3 separate regions of the Homo sapiens genome follow, and all the other regions are linked to region 3. Evidence: chromatin loops called from intact Hi-C (ENCODE). Cell type or tissue: CD14-positive monocyte. All regions are shown on one strand. Links, peaks and the distances in the headings refer to the core of each region. The heading gives the core; the rest is flanking DNA. Region 1 has its middle 57 kb from the start of LINC02580. Region 2 overlaps LOC112268413 (a long non-coding RNA gene). Region 3 has its middle 3.8 kb from the start of LINC02580.

Evidence for each region. Hi-C counts contacts between places; a loop is a spot of excess contacts. Peaks named below come from ENCODE experiments on the same cell type or tissue, not always from the same donor. Only the 100,000 strongest peaks of a DNase experiment are listed, where the experiment ranks them.
Region 1: it touches region 3 in a loop (3-fold over the local background); 6 of 110 quality-filtered maps call a loop at or near these places.
Region 2: it touches region 3 in a loop (2.1-fold over the local background); 11 of 110 quality-filtered maps call a loop at or near these places.

The regions. Positions count from the first base shown.
Region 1 is chr2:43,156,139-43,162,551 of GRCh38, reverse strand. No RefSeq gene overlaps it. Among named protein-coding and RNA genes, the nearest start is that of LINC02580, 57 kb to the right of the region's middle. RefSeq lists silencers at 3,933-4,002, 3,850-4,045 and an enhancer at 4,260-4,778. In CD14-positive monocyte, for the core only: no CTCF peak of the experiment used is centred there; DNase peaks (open chromatin) are centred at 3,421, 3,891, 4,181, 4,541 and 1 weaker place; H3K4me3 peaks cover 2,573 bases; H3K27ac peaks cover 4,516 bases.
Region 2 is chr2:42,965,369-42,971,781 of GRCh38, reverse strand. LOC112268413 (a long non-coding RNA gene) reads right to left here. Exons shown (of 3, transcript XR_002959381.2): 3 at 1-600. Among named protein-coding and RNA genes, the nearest start is that of LINC01819, 71 kb to the left of the region's middle. In CD14-positive monocyte, for the core only: no CTCF peak of the experiment used is centred there; a DNase peak (open chromatin) is centred at 3,611; H3K4me3 peaks cover 557 bases.
Region 3 is chr2:43,103,031-43,109,443 of GRCh38, reverse strand. No RefSeq gene overlaps it. Among named protein-coding and RNA genes, the nearest start is that of LINC02580, 3.8 kb to the right of the region's middle. RefSeq lists a silencer at 3,156-3,205. In CD14-positive monocyte, for the core only: a CTCF peak has its summit at 3,371; DNase peaks (open chromatin) are centred at 1,513, 2,083 and 3,313; H3K4me3 peaks cover 3,140 bases; H3K27ac peaks cover 4,538 bases.

The DNA of each region.
Region 1 (6,413 bases), core at 780-5,779, 53 kb before region 3:
AGGTCTGCTCTGACAGTGACAAACCCTCTGGCCACTGCCCCCAAGGGGGTCCAAGTAGGAATATCAGGGGTCAGGAAGGGTTTGGGTCACTTCTCAGACAAGATATCTCTCCTGGGGCTCAGAGGGGAGCTGGTGAGAACCTGAGGTCGTGGCTCCAAGGCTGATGTGGGAAAAGACCTAGGGTGAGCCCCTCCAGCGGCCACAAAGGCCATGTGCAGGGCCCTGCCCTCATGGGGGCCCCTTACATAGCCCCACCTCATTCTGTCCCGATGCACAGATACTCCCACCACCTGGATGATGGCGGCTTTGCTATGCGGGTCAGGGCTGGGGCATAGATGGCCAGATTAATATTCTACCTCCTTGGTTGATAAGGCCCGTAACCTTTGTCCCGGCGAGCGAGGCTGGAGAAGCGGGGGCCATGGCCCTGGTAGGGAGGTCTCACTTTGTCAGGTTCCAGAGCCGGGGCATTGCTGCTGGGTGCTGAGGACAGGGCTCAGGAGACCTGGGTCCCCGGCCAGCTCACCCTGGGGCTGTGCATCGCTTTTCTCCCCAGCCAATGGGAGAAGGACTCTGTGCTGTCTTCCTGGTGAGGATGGTAAGGATCACACCAAGGACTCTGCAGGGAAGGTCCTGAATGGATCAGGCTGCTATCTTGAGGAAAGAGGGTTATTATTCACAGTAGTCATAAATGCCCTGTGAAATTGGAGTGGAGTTGCTTTGAGCTTTGGCCAGAATGCCCCAATCAACCTTTGGCTCTGATAAAGATAAGCAGGCTCAAGGTGATAACACATAAACCAGAAACTGTCAACAGGAGCTAATTAGGGCACTGGGTGCCGGGGTGAGCCACGCCCCCTACACCTGATGGAGGAGAAATCTCAGGTGGGGGAAGATGTGGGCTCATTGCCTGGACCTTAGCCTATTGCTTTTTTGTCACCTTCTGGCCACTTTTCCACCTCCAACCGCTACCTCCCACCCCTCTGCCTGCATTATATAACATAACATGAAACAAGATGGAATAAAACAGAATCCAATGTGATGGGTGCCATATAACACAGTGGAAAGAGTCCTGACTTGGGGCCAGGTGTGGTGGCTCATGCCTGTAATCCCAGCACTTTGGGAGGCGGAGGCAGGCGGATCACATGAGGTCAGGAGTTCGAGACCAGCCTGACCAACACGGTGAAACCAGGTGTCTACTAAAAATACAAAAATTAGCCAGGCGTGGTGGCGGGCACCTGTAGTCCCAGCTAATCGGGAGGCTGAGGCAGCAGAATCGCTTGAACCCGGGAGGCGGAGGTTACAGTGAGCCGAGGTCACGCTACTGCACTCCAGCCTGGGCGACAGAGCGAGACTCCGTCTCAAAAAAAAAAGTCCAGAATTGGGAGCCAAGGAACCCGAGTCCAGCCTGGTTCTGCATGCCCTTGAGCTGGTCATTTGTCCCTAAGCCGCAGTCTCCCTCTCTGTAAAATGGAGGCCAGAAGTGGGGCAGGTGTGCAGTCATCCCTTGCTGGGATCCCGTCTAGGTTTAAAGTCCATGCTCTTCTGCGACACAACACTGTAATCTGTGAAGTGCACAAAACATTGCCCTGGTGCCACCCAGTAACACAGGGGTGTGTGTGACACTCGGCAGAATCACAGATCCACCCCTCAGGGAGAGGGAGGTCATGTGGAGGCCCTGAGACATAGCTAGTTCCCAGGGGTCCTGGAATCCCTCTCCCTATCTGCAGCCTGCACTAGGGGCACTCAGGTCTATTTTTAACTCAGTGCCCAGTAAATAAATGTGGCGTTGAAGCTGGGGCCCAATGGTCCATTTCCCCTCCCTCATCAATATACATCTCCCCCGCCCTGCCCACCACACACACACACACACACACACACACACACACACACACAAGTTGAAGTGGCCGCCCATAGGTAACCCCCAGTGCTGAGCCAGGGCTCCTGGCGATGTGGTTCAGGCTGGGCCTCCTTCGAGCTGGGGGAGTTGCTGGAGGAACCAGCCCTGCTCCTGTCCTAGTTTTAGCCCAGATTCTGCTTCCCATCAGCAAAGTCCAAGTCACTTTTCCTGGGAACTGGCAGGAAGGGTGTAGACAGGGTTGGGCAGAGAGAGAAGTGGGTGTGAAAAGACAGGGAGGGGCCGGGAGCGGTGGCTTAACCATGTAACCCCAGCACTTTGGGAGGCTGAGGCGGGTGGATCACGAGGTCAGGAGATCGAGACCATCCTGGCTAACACGGTGTAACCCCGTCTGTACTAAAAATACAAAAATTTAGCTGGGCATGGTGGCACATGCCTGTAGTCCCAGCTACTCGGGAGGCTGAGGCAGGAGAATCACTTGAACCTGGGAGGCAGAGGTTGCAGTGAGCCAAGATTGTGCCACTGCACTGCAGTGTGGGCGACAGAGTGAGACTCCATCTCAAAAAAAGAAAAAAAAGGGAGGAAAGTGGCCAGGAGGTGGGTGAGTAGGAGGGAGGAGAAAAAGGAGGAGGGCCTGACCATTCTTCCTGCCGCCCACTTCTCTGGGCAGCAGGGTCACCTGCACCGAGGCTTGCCTGGTTCGGGGCTGGGCAGGCAAGGCTAGGCAGTGACTCAGCCCCAGGCCCAGCCACCCACTCTCACAGGCCCCAAAACTGAGGGAGGAGGGCACAAATCAGGACCTGGGGGCTGAGGTCTCAGCCTCAAACAGAAGTCACTACAACGGGCAGTGGCTCTAGGCTGGGAGCAGTTTCTCCTGCCTGGGGCGTAGTGGGGCGGTGAAGAGGAGAAGGCAGAGTCTGAGGAAGGTGATGTCCAAAGTGAATCTTGAAAGCTGGGTAGAAATGCATCTTCCTTGACCTCTGTCAGCTCAGCTTCCTCCTCTGAACAATGGTATCTTTTTTTTTTTTTTTTTTTTGAGACAAGGTCCCTCAGTTGCCCAGGCTGGAGTGCAGTGGCGTGATCTCAGCTCACAGCAACCTCCACCTCCAGGGCTCCAGTGATCCTCCCACCTCAGCCTCCCAAGTAGCTGGGACTGGGACTACAGGTGCACGCCACCACACCCGGCTAATTTTTGCATTGTTTGTAGAGATGGGGCTTGCCATGTTGCCCAGGCTGGTCTTGAACTCCTGAGCTCAAGTGATCCTTCTGCCTCGGCCTCCCAAAGTGCTGGGATTACAGGTGAGAGCCATCGCACCCGGCCAACAGTGGGTATAATTAATGGGACTTTTTTCATTGGCATGGTCAGGAGGATAGGACACAGCCTCGCTAGTGGTAAGTGCTGGGTGCTGACATGTGGGCCACTGACGCTATGGGCAGGAGGGTTAGCGGGGAGGGGATTTCAGGCACAGTGAACAGCACAGACATGAAGGCGAAAAACGAAAGAAAACAAAATGCCACAGCCCTGAGCCATCCGGGGTGCTGGGAGCAGTGCAGAGTCACTGCCAACTTCTGTGTGTTGCAGGCAGGAGCAGGCGTGGTGAAACTGCGGAGTGGCCGCCAGAGCGATCAGAAGTCTAGCCAAAGAGGCGTGGACCCAAGAGGGCCAACCCTGGTAGGGGGAAGTCCCCAAGACTGGGCCACAAGGGCCTGATCTCAACTCCTAGGTGTTGAGAGAGGCCAGAGGCTATGTGGGGCTTTGATGCTCCTTCTGTGGGGTGAGGGTGGGTGAGAAATTTTGAGGAGGTGCAGGGGAGGAGTCTAGAGGGGTGTGTGTAGGAGAGAGAGAGAGAAAGAAAGGGAGAGAACTATAAAGTTGGAGGCCAATACCAAGGGGCAGCCAGAATTAATGCCTGTTCTGGAGAGGGAGCAAGCAGCACCGGTCTCTTTCCCAACCCCGGGCCGCTTTGCCCTCCAGTACCAGGAAGTGCCTCTGCGGGAGAGAGGCCAGGAGGCTGCTCCACACACATCCTGCTTTTGCTCAGTCTAACTCTCCTCCCTGGCCTGCCTCAGCCCTGCACCCAGACTGTTTCATCAGGTCATAGAGCGGCTGGGTGTGAGTGTGTGGGTGTTTGTGTGTGTGTGCACACACATGCGTGTACATGTGGCATTTCTAGATCAGAGAATGCTCAGAGGCCCTGCTAAAGGTCAGGTCAGTAAGGAGTGAGGGCATGGCCAGCCCCTCAGGTCCTGGCACCCAGATAGCTCCTTCCCACCCAAATCTGCCAGGCCTCGGGGGCAGTGGCAGCTGACAGGCCTCTGAGTCAGGATGGGTGAGGAGGAGGAGCTGAAGGGCCGGCCAAGGAGGAGTAAGTCGTCACCTGCTGAGTGGCGGGTCATTCGTTTAGCCCAGTGATGGGGAGCAGTGCTGCAGGGGGCAGGGGTCGGAGGGGAGGGGGATTTCTGCCATTGAAACAATAGGCACCCTAGTTCTGTGTTACTGGGGCTGGGGGCCAGGAGGCAGGATAGGACATGCTCTTGCCTCCCCACCTCCGCTGTGCTCAGCAGCTGGTGGAGACCTGGGAGGAGAATCCCAGGCTGATGCCTAGCGTGGGCCCAGTAAAGTCTTTGGGGATTTGATGCAACCCCGAGTTCCTGATGGCTCATGGAGAGGCTGTGCCTGCACCTCGTGGCGATGAGCCATCTGGGGCTCGCCCCGCACCCAGCACATGGCTAGGAGCATAGTGAACTCCGTCTCTAGGAATGGGCAGGACCCAGGAAGGCTAGTGAAAAGATGCATTTGAGGCCTGAGCTCTCTGTGTCCAGAAGCAGCCCCCTCAGGTTGTGGGGGGACACTCTGGGTCTTGCACCTGCCAAGGCCCCTGCCACAGAGAATGGGAACAGCACTGCTCCCCCAGGGCCACTCCAAGTTTTCTGGTCTCAAGATGCAGTCCCTGTGGGGCTGTGGGTGGGCCCCCTCTCTGCCTAGCCCAGTTCCAGCTACAGAAGCTGTGTGGAAACATCTCCCCTGAACCAAGTGCCTTTGAACTTTCCAGGAATGCTGGCCTGGGGCGGAGCAGGGGTGGCAGGGAAGGACAGGCGTGGGGTGGGATGTTCCAGAATCTACTGGGACCCAAACCCGAGAGCACCGAGTTCCCACGAGCCAATGCCTGGCTGTGGAGGAACCGGGAGGTCACAGGGATGCAATGGGCAACATCAGGATGAGGCAGGTAGGAGTGTGCGCGCGAGTGAGACACAGGGCTGGAAGGGACCTGGAATGTCACATGTCCATGCCCCTAATGCCAAAGGCTGCCTGGTGCAAGTAATATTACTTTTTCTTTTTCTTTTTTGAGACAGGGTCTCACTCTGTCACCCAGCTGGAGTGCAGTGGTGCGAACACAGCTCACTGCAGCCTCAACCTCCTGGGCTCAAGTGATTCTCCCACCTCAGCTGGGACCACAGGCATGAATTTTCTGTAGAGATGGGAATCTCACCATGTTGCCCAGGCTGGTCTCAAACTTCTGGCCTCAAGTGATGCTCCCACCTTGGCCTCCCACAGTGCTGGGATTATAGACAAGAACCACCATGCCCAGCCTCACTTTTTTTGTTGTTGTTTGTAAAAAATGTTAAAGAAGAGACATGGTAGAGTGTAGTGGTTGAAAGTGCAGACTCAGGCCGGGTGTGGTGGCTCAAGCCTGTAATCCCAGCCCTTTGGGAGGCCGAGGTGGGCGGATCACAAGGTCAGGAGTTTGAGACCAGCCTGGCCAATATGTTGAAATACCGTCTCTACTAACTGGGCGTGGTGGCATGTGCCTGTAATCCCAGCTACTCGGGAGGCTGAGGCAGAAGAATCGCTTGAACCCAGGAGGCGGGGTTGCAGTGAGCGGAGATCGCGACACTGCACTCCAGCCTGGGCAACAGAGCGAGACTCTGTCTCAAAAAAAAAAAAAAATGTAGACTCCAGGCTGGGCGCCATGGCTCACGCCTGTAATCCCAGCACTTTGGAAAGCTGAGGCGGGTGGATCACCTGAGGTCAGGAGTTCAAGACCAGCCTGGCCAACATGGTGAAACTCCATCTCTACAAAAATACAAACATTAGCCAGGCATGATGGCGGATGCCTGTAATCCCAGCTACTTGGGAGGCTGAGGTGGGAGAATCACTTGAACACGGGAGGCGGAGGTTGCAGTTAGCCAAGATCACGCCATTGCGCTCCAGCCTGGGTGACAGAGTGAGACTCCATCTTAAAAAAAAAAAAAAAGGAAAGTGCAGACTCCAGACCCCATAGCCTGGGTGTGGACCGTGACTGCCCACTCCTAACTGCTTTGATGGTGTGAAGTCAGTTTATCTGTCTCTGTGTCTCAGTTTCCACAACTGTGAAATGGGCATCAGAACTGTATCTACCTCACAGGGTCATTACAAGAATGAAATGAGCAAATATAAATGAAGTGTTTAGAAACGGGCCTTACGTCAACTCTATGCAGGTGTGGTTGGTCCTTGCTGAAGGAATGGAATTCCATGTCAGTCAATCGATTATTGCCAGGCCCAGGCCCAGGCCGGCCAGAG
Region 2 (6,413 bases), core at 551-5,550, 140 kb after region 3:
TTTTTAGTAGAGACGGGGCTTCTCCATGTTGGTTAGGCTCGTCTCAAGCTCCCGACCTCAGGTGATCCACCTGCCTCGGCCTCCCAAAGTTCTGGGATTACAGGTGTGAGTCACCACACCTGGCCTGTGGCCTTGATTTCTACCCTTTCCCTGGGACCTAGGACCGCCTGGCTGCATTCTACCCCTCCAGAAGAGGCAGAGTTCCGAGAGCCACTTCCTAGACTGCTTCTTTAGACATTTCTAAACTACCTCCTGGGCAGCGCCATAATGTGTTACACCTTCCTCAATCACTGCTTTCTTAAAGGAGTTCACTGAAATTCCCCACAGCTGTCATCTGAGAGTCAAATTCCACCTACCTTGTGCGGTGAAATTTAGCTGCAAATGTGGCTGGGGTGTCTCCCACACAGCCCTCTGAGTGTCCACTGGGGTGAGGGACAGAGCTTTTTGCTTCTCACCTTCTCTCTTCCTTGAGTCCTGCTGTTCAGTAGCTGTATCTCTCCATCCCGTCCTACCTCATCCGTCCTGGATGACTTGCTTCGATTCAACCCTACACTTACTTCCCCGGGCAATGAACGTCACCTTAGCCTTCACCCTGAAGGGCTACAGGAGAACGAGAATTATAGAAAGTGAAAATACATCCCTTTGCTATTTTATAAGTGCTATTTCTATAACACATGCATACCCGAAGCACACACACTTGCATGCAGAGACCCAGAGACAAGCTGATTCCAAGACCCCAAACACACTAGAGACACACCACAAACACCCTAGGGCTGAACTGGGGCCTGCTCAGGGAACCCTTGCCTGTGACTTCTCAGTATCATCCAAGGGGACCCACCTGCTCCTGGAGCCTCCAGGGGGATCCCTTGTTTACTCTCAAGATGATTGTTCTCACCCCTTCTCTCAAAGGCCCTGGGAGTGAGGCAAAGAGGAGGGAGCGCCACCTCTAATCAGATCCTCCTCAGGATAAAAAAAAAATCAGCAACTGGAGATGCCCCTGGCTGGTGGACTACTTCTTTTTTTTTTTTTTTTTTTGAGATAGATAGATAGAGTCTTGCTCTGTTGCACAGGCTGGAGTGCAGTGGCGCAATCTTGGCTCACTGCAATCTCCACCTCCCGGGTTCAAGTGATTATCCTGCCTCAGCCTCCTGAGTATCTGGGACTACAGGTGTACGCCACCACGCCCGGCTAATTTTTGTATTTCTAGTAGAAATGGGTTTCACCGTGTTAGCCAGGATGGTCTTGAATTCCTGACCTTGTGATCTGCCCACCTTGGCCTCCCTAAGTGCTGGGATTATAGGCATGAGCCACTGCGCCCAGCTGGACTTCTATAGCTTCTACTGCCTCCTGTCCCTGCAGGCTCTTAGATGGGTATCTGGGCTCAGTCTCCTTTGCTGAGCGCCAGACACCTTGGTCAGCTGCTCCAGGACTCTGTCTGATTTCCCAAAGGCATCTCCAATGCAGCCATCCCAAACTGACTCATCCTCTTCCCCAGGACAGAGACAGGCCTCTCTCCATCAATCCCTCATCCTCTGGCCCTCTATTCTAACTACCCCTCCCTCTCTCTAACACTGCGATGGGCAGGGGCTTATCTTCTTCTTCCCACCTGGTCCTCCTGTTTCTACCTGCCTCCAACCCCCTCACGGCAACAGGGGGACTTATCTTGATTGGAAAGTGGGTCTCATGGATTTGCAGCCTCACGTTGAAAAACCTGTCACCAACTCCCCAGCGCCCACAGGATCACACCCTTGGGCAGAGCAGTAAGCCCCATCCTTCCCTGGCCTGGCCCAAGTGCCCCGCACCCAGCTGCAGCCGAGGTGAGCATTGCAGGGTTCCCCTCCTGGGCCTGGCACCCTCTGGCTTCGGCCCCTGTCACACACAGGGTTGGAATGCTGTAGCTCCTTGCAGTCCTGCTGAACTCATTTTTCAAGATCCTGCTTGAGTCACCTCCCTAGGGAAAGCATCCTTAGTCAGAGTTTATCATTCCCTTCTCCAAGTTACCCTGGAACCATATTCAAGTTTCTCCCAAGGCAATTCTCCCATCCTCTGCCTGGCTGCAGCACCCTCACCTCTGGTCTGGACTGTCAAAGTCGCCTCCTGACTGCCCCTTGCCCTTGCCCCCTGCCCCTTCCAGTCGGCTGTGGACCCAACAGCCCAAATGGTCCTTTGAAAATGCCAGTCAATACACATCTCTCTGCTCACAACCCTCCAGCACCTCCCATTTCACTCACGGTCAAAGCTAAAACTGCACAGTGGCCTCCGACTCCTCCCTCTCTGGTCCCCCTTCCCTTTGGACCTTCACTTCTACCCTCCATTCTCTCTCCACCCCAGCTTGCACCAGCCTCCTTGAAGCCCTGAACACTGCAGGCCCCTCCTCTCTCTGGGCCTTGGCACGTCCCCAGACACCATGCTCATCTCCCTCGCCAGGGACTGTCTTTGCTGCAGTCTTGCCTTCTCAGGGAAGCCCACCCTCCCTGCCCTGGACACCACTGCAACCAGCCCCTACTTCCTGGCCCTCCTCCCCCTGCCCCACTTTTCTTTCTTTCCATAGCATGCGTCACCTTCTAAACATATTATTTAACCAATTTTTAATTTTTTTTATACTCCATCTCCCTTGCAAAAAGTGTCAGCTTCACTAGGGCAGGGTCTTTACCTATTCTGTTCACCGGTGGCTCCTATGAGCCTAGCAGGGTGCTGGTACACAGTGTGCACTTAATGTTCAAGCAATCGATCCATCCACTAAAGCTGTTCATTGGTTTTTGTGGGGGCTCCCTCGGCAGTTGGGGAGGTCCTGGAGACTGAGTTCATGCTCAGTCACCTCTGGATCCTCAGGGCTTAGCCACTGCCTTGGCCACAGTGGGTATGCAAGAACCATCTATTGAATAAATAAATGAATGGGGCCTGCTCCATTGGTCAAGGGAGAGACTTATGGGCTGTGCAGATCAGAGGATCCCTCTGCCAAGTGATATTATTGCCAGATTGTTCCTGGACTCCTCACCTGTGCCAGGACCTCACTCTCTCCAGAATCCTGCCTCACCCCTTTCCCCTTGGGTCCAGTTCCCTCTGCCAGTTTGGAAGTGGTTGATATTCATCTCCACTCCAGAGAGGCTGCCTGAATACTGCATAAAACTTGATGGTTTCCGAGAGAAGCATGAACTGTGAGCAGGATCAATCCCTCACCCCAAAGATTTGAAGCAAAGTGGTGCAACCTGACTGCAAAAGGTGTTCTGGTGGCCTGGGCATAGGCATCAAGCCAGCCCTGGGCAGGGAAGCTGCTGGTAACCCCAATAGAAGGTGTCTTGCCCTTCCTAGGTGTCTTTCTAAAGACAGGGACTTGGTGCAGGGGCTCAAACAACCCTACACACAGAGCTGGAGCGAGAAGCCACAGTGGCCCGGGGCCTCGCTCACCCCATCGCCTTCCATTTCACCCTCTCCTCGAGGCGCTCGGGCGCTATCAGGAGGTGATCAGGGCGGGACTGAGCTCCCCAGGCCCAGGCTGGATCCCATTGTAGGCTTTGGGGGTTTCAGGCTGTTTTTGGAACCTCGGTCATGTGTCCTCCCATGTAACCTGAGCCCCCTGACACGGCATGAGTCTGCACTCCAGCTCTGAGCCACATCTGCTTCTCATTTCCGCCCCAGGAAAACGGCCCAATTTCCAGGAGCCACTGGCCTAAGCCAAGCCTCCAGCCTCTCAGCAGCCAACTCCACCCAGCCCAGCTCCATTACCGAGGTGGGTGTTAGGGGTTGGGGGCTGAGACAGCATTAGTGGCAATGGGGTGTGTAGTGGAGCTGGACTGGGGCCAGGAGGTCTGAGTTCTTGGGCTGGCTCTGTCAATACCTTGCTTTGTTGTCCATGGGGAAGTCTCTTAACCTCTCTGAGGCTTGACTTTCTCATCCATGAAATGTGTTACTCTACTGATGGAGGTACTATCAGGATTTGGGGACCAAGGTGGCTCCTTGGGGATAAAAACAACATAATTTTCCCAAAAACAGAACTTAGAGGAGTATAGCTGCTGGAGCTGGCCTATGTCAGGAAGAGGCCAGAAGCCAGAGCCACTTTCCCACCTGAGCAATGGGTCAGGCCCACCCCTGGGGTAGTTTGGTAGAGTTTGAGCCTAAGTCTTTGGGGTAGAAAAGTCTAACCCCAATTCTAAGCCCTTCACCTACCAGCATTTATTCAGGCCCTAGTATGTGTCAGGCCCTGGGCAGGGGTGGGGAGACCAAAGTGATAAACACAACTTAAACTCCTCAGGGTGGAGAGGAGCCCACAGGTAAATAAATAAACACAGCCCAGCCCAGTATTGGGAGGTCACGTGGACGAGGTGCGGTCAGGGGGCAGAAGTAACACTTTCTATTTATATTCTTTTAGTGGAGACCCTTAATTTTTAAGACATTCTTTTTCTTTTTCTTTTTTTTTTTAAGAGATGGGGTCTTGCTATGTTGCCCAAGCTGGTCTCAAACTCTTAGCCTTGAGCAATTCTCCTGCCTCTCCCTCCTCACACCTGGGATTACAGGTGTGAGTCCACTGTGCCTGGCCAAGACATTCTTAAGTTGATATTTTTTTTCTGTTTACAGCAAACTTCATCCTCCTTCTAAGAAAGACAAGGTCTTTAGCACCCTCCCTCCAGGTATCTTCTCCTATTCTCCACATTTTTTTTTTTTTTTTTTTTTTGAGACTGAGTCTTGCTCTGTCACCCAGGCTGGAGTGCAGTGGCACAATCTTGGCTCACTGCAACCTCCGCCTCCCAGGTTCAAAAGATTCTCATGCCTCAGCCTCCTGAGTAGCTGGGACTACAGGTGTGCACCATCATGCCCAGCTAATTTTTGTATCTTTAGTAGAGACAGGGTTTCACCATGTTGGCCAGGCTGGTCTCGAATTCCTGACCTCAAGTGATTGGCCCACCTCGGCCTCCCAAAGTGTCGGGATTACAGGCATGAGCCACAATGCCCAGCCCCATTCTCCACATTTCTATTTTTTTTTTCTTTTTTAAGGCACAGAGTTTCACTCTTGTTGCCCAGGCCTGAGTGCAATGGTGCGATCTTGGCTCACCGCAACCTCCGCCTACTGGGTTCAAGCGATTCTCCTGCCTCAGCCTCCTGAGTAGCTGGGATTACAGGCATGTGCCACCACGTCCAGCTAATTTTGTATTTTTAGTAGAGATGGGGTTTCTCCATGTTGGTCAGGCTGGTCTTGAACTCCTGACCTCAGGTGATCCGTCCACCTTGGCCTCCCAAAGTGCTGGGATTACAGGTGCGAGCCACCGCACCTGGCCGCAATCCTCCACATTTCTAAATCCCAAATCAATTCCCCCTTATAGAAGCTCATCAGTGACTCCCCCCCCCACCCCCCCCCGCCACATGGCAGGACCCCAAACCTTGTATGCCACCCCTGCTGCCCTGGGTCCTGCACCAGCCATGACCTACTATGCTACCTGCTTCCTCGTAATAGGGCAGGGCCCTGGGTTGAAGGAGCTGCGGGGGCTGATAAGGGTGAAGAAGAGGGCGGCCACATGGGAGGCTGCCCCTTAGCTTTGCCCCCTGCCTACAGGTTGAACAGCAGGACATAAGCAGCACACTGTACAGCTCCCCAGGGTCCTCCCCCTTCCAACATGTCCCTGACAGCACTAAACCATGACCCTGTAACACAGGTACTATCTTTGTTCCCATTTTACAGATGAGAAACCCGAGGCTCAGAGAGGCCCTGTAATTTGCTCAAGAACAAGAAACCACTACATCTGAGATCTTATCCTTCTGACCCCTCGATCCGGGTCTTTGCACAGGCATGGCACCACTCTTGAGTACCCAAGTTAAAATTCCAGCTCTATCCTTTAGGAATTTGACCTTGGCCAAGTTCTCAAAGTCTCCTGTGCCTTACTTTAAAAAATACGTTTCTTTAATAAATGCACCTCAATAAAGTTATTGAGGGATAATTTACATACAACAAATGCACAGATTTTATGTGCCCAGCTTGATGAATTTTGACAAATGGATACCCCCATGTAATAACCACACAGTCAAGACGTGGAACATTGTTCTTACCCCAGAAAGCCCTTCCTTCCGTGCAAACAAAAGGAAGCAAACAAAACTATCTGCCTCATAGTGTTAGGAAAATCGAATGAGATAATACAGGTGAGATCCTTAGCAAGGCGCCTGGCACGCAGGAAACGCTGGATAAATGCATTGCTATCATTCCCTGGCTGTCCCCCTCCTTGACTGGGGCAGGGATCAGGGCATATGCTGAACCATCTCCCTTCTCCAGCCTAAGGCCATTTAGCCAGACTAGAAGAAGACTCGGGGGGATGGAATATGTGTCTTGGAGGAGACTTGGAACCATTTTCGTAAGTCTCCAGAAGCCATGATGGGGCTGGGGGTGGAGGAATTGGCCAGCTTTTGCCTATGTCTGGCCCAAAGAT
Region 3 (6,413 bases), core at 886-5,885:
CTCAGTCACTCCTACCCATTTCTTTTTTTTTTTTTTAAACCATGTTTTGCTCCTTCCCTTCATGTGGCCACTGGTGCAGGGGTTTGAGATGGGCTGCCCACTGTGACTGCTCCTCCATCTCTGGGCAAGACAGGAGTCTCTCTGGACCGAGGCCCACAATTTGCTGCTGGAACAAACAGAAGAGGGTCAAGCAGTTCAGATCCTCAACGAAAGAGTAGCAATAGAGCAGCAAATACTACTTGAAAACTCTACTGTGTGCCACTTAGGAACCATTATTATTGCCATTTAATTTTACTTATTTAAGTTTGTCCTGTGCTTCAGCTCATGGTACATGTTCATTATTTGTTTGTACAAGGCCCCTGCATCTATTTGTTTGTTTGTTTGAGACAGGGTCCTGCTCTGTCACCCAGGCTGGAGTGCAGTGGTGTGATCATAGCTCACTGCAGCCTTGAACTCCTGGGCTCAAGCTATCCTTCTACCTCAGCCTCCCATAGCTGGGACTACAGGAGCATGACACCATGCCTGGCTAATTTTTAAATATTTTTGTAGAGATGGGGTCTCACTATGTTACCCAAGCTGGTCTCTAACTCCTGAGCTCAAGTGGTCCTCCTTCCTCAGTCTCCCAAAATGCTGGAATGACAGGCATGAGCTACCACATCTGGCCCATTTGTCTGCTTATCCACTTACTTTGCCCAGAGTTTCTCATTGGCCGCACTATTGACATATCAAGTCAGATCATTCCTTTTATGCAGGCTGTCCTGTACATTGTAGGATGTTTGGCAGCATCCTTGGCCTCTCTACTACATGCCAATATTACCCACCCCCACACCTCCACTGTAACAACCAAAAATGTCTCTGGATATTGCCAAATGTCCCCTGGGGAAAGGGAGCAGAATCATCTCAGGCTGAGAACCACTATCCCCTTGTCCCCTTCCTCACTCCCCTCCTCTCCCAATAGAAGCCTCTCTGATGCATCTGCTGTGTGTCCTCCTGTTTGCACACATCCTTGCAGCTCTGTTCACTGCCCCATTCATATCCTTTGCCCACTTTTCTATTGGAGTTGCCATCTTCTTTGGATCTGCAAAGAGCAGTCCTTGTGTTTTCTTTTCTTTTCTTTTTTTGAGATGGAGTCTCACTCTGTCACCCAGGCTGGAGTGCAGTGGTGTGATCTCGGCTCATTGCAACCTCCACCCACTGGGTTCAAGCAATTCTCATGCCTCAGCCTCCTGAGTAGCTGGGATTACAGGCTCCCGCCACCACACCTGGCTAATTTATATATTTTTAGTAGAGACGGGGTTTCTCCATGTTAGTCAGGCTGGTCTTGAATTCCTGACCTCAGGTGATCCACCCACCTCGGCCTCCCAAAGTGCTTGGATTACAGGGCATGAGCCACCGTACCTGGCCAGTCCTTGTGTTTTCTAAATATGAGTCCCACATTGGTGTGGCCTGTGTTTTCTTCTCCTTTTCTGTCATCAGTCTGCTAACTCTTGCCTTACAGATGAGGAAGCAGAAGTTCACAGCCATAGCTGCCCATGCTCACACAGCTAGTAAGTGGTGAGCCAGGTCCAGGCCTCTGTCTCCAGAGCCCAGGCTCTTGACCCCTGGGCTACAGCAGTGTCCCTTCCATTCAAATATGACTTCGCAGGCAGGCAGGCAAGGTCAGGCCCTGAGGCCCGGGCAGGGAAGGGAGGTGGCTCACTCCAGGTCATGCAGCTCGACAGCAGCATCACCCAGGTCACCCTGATGTGATGCCAAGTGTCTTGGGAACTGGATTTAATGTGTTTTTTTTTTTCTTTTTTTTTTTTGGTTGAGGAATGACCAAGTGATTTCGCTTAAATGTCCAACAGGAGGCTGTGGCTCTGGTGAGAAGAAGAGGTGGGGATCTGAGGGTGTCTGTGCGAGGAGGCTCCTCTGTTGGCTCTGCATGGTGCTCACAGACACATGGTTGGGCAGATTTCTGGATCTGGATTTTCTGGCCTGGATCTCTGTGCCCTGGACCCTGGCAGAAGAGTGCTTCTCTCCCGGCCCAGGGGATGATGGATGGAGAGGAGCCAGGTTTTGTTCCCTAAATGCCATTCACATGACTCTCTGACCTCAGGGTCCTTCCCCTTTCTCTTGTCTTTTTCTCCTTCACTGCATTCTGCCCTGCTTTGGTTTCCCTTCTCTATTTTCCTTTTTTCAATCTACACAAAGCCCTTGGAGGGCTGGGGCTGACCTGGGGCCTCTTGGCTCTGGCTGAGGTTGGTTTCCAGTTCCTGGACGGTAGCCCTGGGGCTGTCTGACTTCAAGGGCCATAATGAGACTTGGGAGGTGGGAGGTTTGGGAGGAAGCAAGCCGGCCAATGAGCCAGTGCCTGGAGGCTGGTCCTCTCCTGCATCCTCAGGGCAGGACCTCTGAGCCACCAAAGCCCGAGGACAAATACCTAGTTCAGGCCACAGCCACTCCCTACCCATCCCTGACAGACATGCCTAGTTCATCCCAGATCTCTTCCTACCAGCCTCAAGATCCTTCTCAGCGGAGAATGTGGGACGGAAATGTATCACCTCTGGCTTATAGCTTCATCTTTACTTCCTGGAAGCCTTTCCCACCGTGGTTCTCAACCCTGACCGCTTAGCAGAATCACCTGGGTAACTTTCCAAACAGACTGATTTCCAGGCCCCAACCCACGATTCAGATTTCATGGGTCTGGAGTGTGGCTGGGGATTGAGATGTTGTAAAATCTCCCTGGGTGATTCTGCTATGTGGCCAGGACTGAGAGCTACTGTTTCACTGAGGCCAGAGTGTTGCAGAAAGAGCACAGAAGGCAGGTGGGGGACTGAGTTCGTGTCTGGACAACCCTCAGGTGGCAGCATGTCTCTCAGCAAAGCCCCTTCCCTCTCCAGGCACTGGGCAGGAGCACCCTAAGGAGAAGTGACAGATTTGTGGAGTTTTAGACTCAGAAAGGGCCAGGAAACCAACCAAGCTACCCCTCATCCTGCAAAACAGAAGACTGGAGGGGGTGGAGTAGTCAGGGTCTCACAGGGCACTGGCAGGGTTGGGGGTGTGGGAAGCCAGGCTAGGCTTTGGGCTGCCTCCTCCCACTGGCTGGGCCCCTCAGTGAGTCCTCTTTAGTTTAGAATGTTGGGAACATGATGTCTCCCCACTGTTTACTCGAAAAGGAGCCTGTTCTCTCAGTGCCTGGTAGTGGGGAAGCAATGGCTAGAGTTAGAGGGTATTGGTCTCAGCCAAACTTGGCAAGAGGACTTTTGCAGTGCCGCTGACTGTCTGCAGCTGTTTTATAGGCCCTGTGGCTCAAAAGGGGAAGTGTGGCTGCATTTAGAAAGTTGTCCACAAGGAGGAATGGTGGGGGTGTGGGAGTGAGGGTGGGGCTGACAAGGGTGGCCAGGCTGGGGAGCTAGAGGAGGAGGAGGAGGGACACAGGCAGGACCTGTGGACAGGGGTTTGATTTGGGGCCCACATGTTGTCACTGTGGAAACTCTTGGGTTTGAGGGGATGGAGATAGGGGAGTGTGAAAGGGAGGCAGACAGACAAGAAAGGGGGAGGTGGGGAGGGAAAAGAGCTCCCAGCTGGGAAGCCTGGCCTTTCTTAGGTTGGAAGCAAACATGAAGTGTGCTGGGAGCATGCCCAGCCATGCCCTGAAGGCCCAGGAAGGGGTTTCCTCTAAAGGGGTGCAGGGAGATGGTGAGAGGTGCTGGAAACGTGGAGGTTTTCTCAACATAGTCCAGCCCACAGAAGGGGATGTGAGAGGAGGAACTCTTCCTTCCCCCAAGCTATACAGAAATATATCTGATATCTGAGTCCATTTAGGCTACGATAACAAAATATCATGGACTGGATGGCTTATAAACAGCAGACATTTAATATCATAGACTGGATGGCTTGTAAACTGCAGACATTTGTTTCTCACAGTTCTGGAGGCTGGAAGTCCAAGATCACGGGGCCGGCAGATTCAGTGTCTGGTGAGGGCGATCTCCTCATAAATGGTGACTTCTTACTCTAACCTCACATGGCAGAAGGGGTTAGGGGTCTGTCTCAGGGCATAATATAAGGGCACTAATCCTATTCATGAGGGCTCCACCCCCAGGACCTAATCACCTCCCAAAGGCCCGACTCCTACCTTCATCACTTTAGGGGTGAAGATTTCAACATATTAATTTGGGGGGGACATAAACATCTGGACAGCCTGAATGAAATGCACCATCCCTATGGCCAGGAATGCACCCAACCCTTCCCAGGGCTGACCTGGGGCTCAGGTCTCCATGGTAGCAACAGGAAGATTGCTACACAAGGCTCCTAGCCCAGGGGTTGGAGGCTGGAAGACCTCAGAGAGCCTGACTGAAGATCCCCATGCCTCAGGCTCCTGTTCCTGTTAATGACAGGGAGATGTACCTCCCCTGCCCTATCACAAGTGCCCTGCCCCAAGCATCAGGGAGAAACATTGAGCTCCTGCTGATCGTGGGTCACACTCCCACTGCTTCCCTCAGGCCTACTGCTCTCCCTCAGTCACTGGCACCTGCAGGGTGCTGCTCTCTGCTGCCCCCCATGCCCTAGCCTTGTCCCTACTGTATATGTGGGGATAGAGTGATGGGGTGGCGGAGGTGGGGGGTGGTGGTACCATAACTTCAATCCAGAGCTTTCCTACAGAAGATCCTGCCTTCACCAGAAAAGTGCTTTAGCAAAGCTCCTCTTCCCAAAGTAGCCCCACCCAAAAGGACCATGAGAAGAAGACCTTATCCTAACTTTGATCGTATTACACTGGCCATAGAAAGCTCCACCACCTTTGGTGATAGATTCAGCAGCCAGAGAGATCTACTCTGAGGGTGGGAGTTAAAGCAAAGAGGGGAGGTTTGCATTGGTTCTGACTCTGTGGTTGAGCATCTGATGTCAGAAGCATGACTCCCAAAGAGCCTGCTCAGTGTACCCTGGGGAACAAGGTAACTCAACTCAACCCAATCCAACTCAACCCAATTCAACTCAACCCAACCCAACTCAATTCAACCCCACTCAACCCAACTCAACTAAACTCAATTAAACTCAACAAAACTCCCATTCATTCACTCCGTGATTTAACTATTATGTACTAGTCACCAACAATGTGTCAACCGCTGTGCTAAGTGCTGGGGATGCGGAAGAGAGCAAACAAGACACAGCCCTGCCCTCATGGAGCTTCGAGTCTGGTAGAGGCACTTAAGGGCATATCACGGGTCTGTGTCTCTATTAAGCTCATGAGGATGGCCGTGGGAGGGTAGGGAGAGGAAAGGCCCTTACCTCTGTGGTCTTGCTGGAGAGACTATATTCATATACACAAAACACTCAGAGAATGAGGCAAAGTTTAATAAGTCCATTGTTGACTCTGGTAACCACTAGGTGGGCCTGACCACTAACTAACCTTGAAAAAAAAAAAAAAATTGGCCAGGCATGGTGGCTCACGCTTGTAATCCCAGCACTTTGGGAGGCCAAGGCAGGCAGATCACTTGAGGTCAGGAGTTCAAGACCAGCCTGCCCAACATGGTGAAACCACGCCTCTACTAAAAATACAAAAAATTAGCCAGGTGTGGTGGCGCGCGCCTGTAATCCCAGTTACTCGTGAGGCTGAGGCAGGAGAATAGCTTGAACCCAGGAGGCAAAGGTTGCAGTGAGCCGAGGTTGTGCCACTGCTCTCCAGCCTGGGTGACAGAGTGAGACCGTGTCTTAAAAAAAAAAACACCCCAAAACAAAAACAAAAAAAATTAGTTCTGACATGAGTGTGTTGGACTGGAAAATCCATGTGGACTCTGCCGTCTTTCTTGGTTTCTTCTTCCATTTGGCTATCTACCCCCTTCCCTTCCTCCTTCCACCTCACTTAGAGCTAGAAACCTTCCATGGCAAATGATTGGATTCTAGGTTTGGTTAAATGCCTACCATTTACAAAGTACATTGCTAGCTGCAGTAGGATTCAGAGGTAAACAACACTGGCTTTCCCCTTAAGGACGCTGGGCCTGACTTGGGTTCACAAATTGCTATGACAGAAGACAGTGAAAGATGCATGCATCTTTGGACTGCATTTTACCAGTTCAAATATTTTATTTTTAATAATATGTAATAAAATATAAGGTATAACAGGGAAATGAAATGCACAGATCTTAAGCGTGCGGTTCCAAGTATTTTGAGTGTGAGTGTGACTGTGTGTTGCAGGGGGAAGGTAACAGAAGAGTTGAGTCCCTTCACTGGGTATGGCATTTGGAATATCAGTGCTATCATGTTTTGGCATGTCTGCTGCCTGCCGTTTTGTTTTTTAAATTGCCAACTTCAGAAAGTTTATAAGACTAAGGAATTCCTGTATACCCTTTCCCCAGATTCACCAATTATTTACATTTATGAAATCATTTGAGAAAAATTTAGAGAAATCTTGCCCCTTTACCCTTAAATACTTC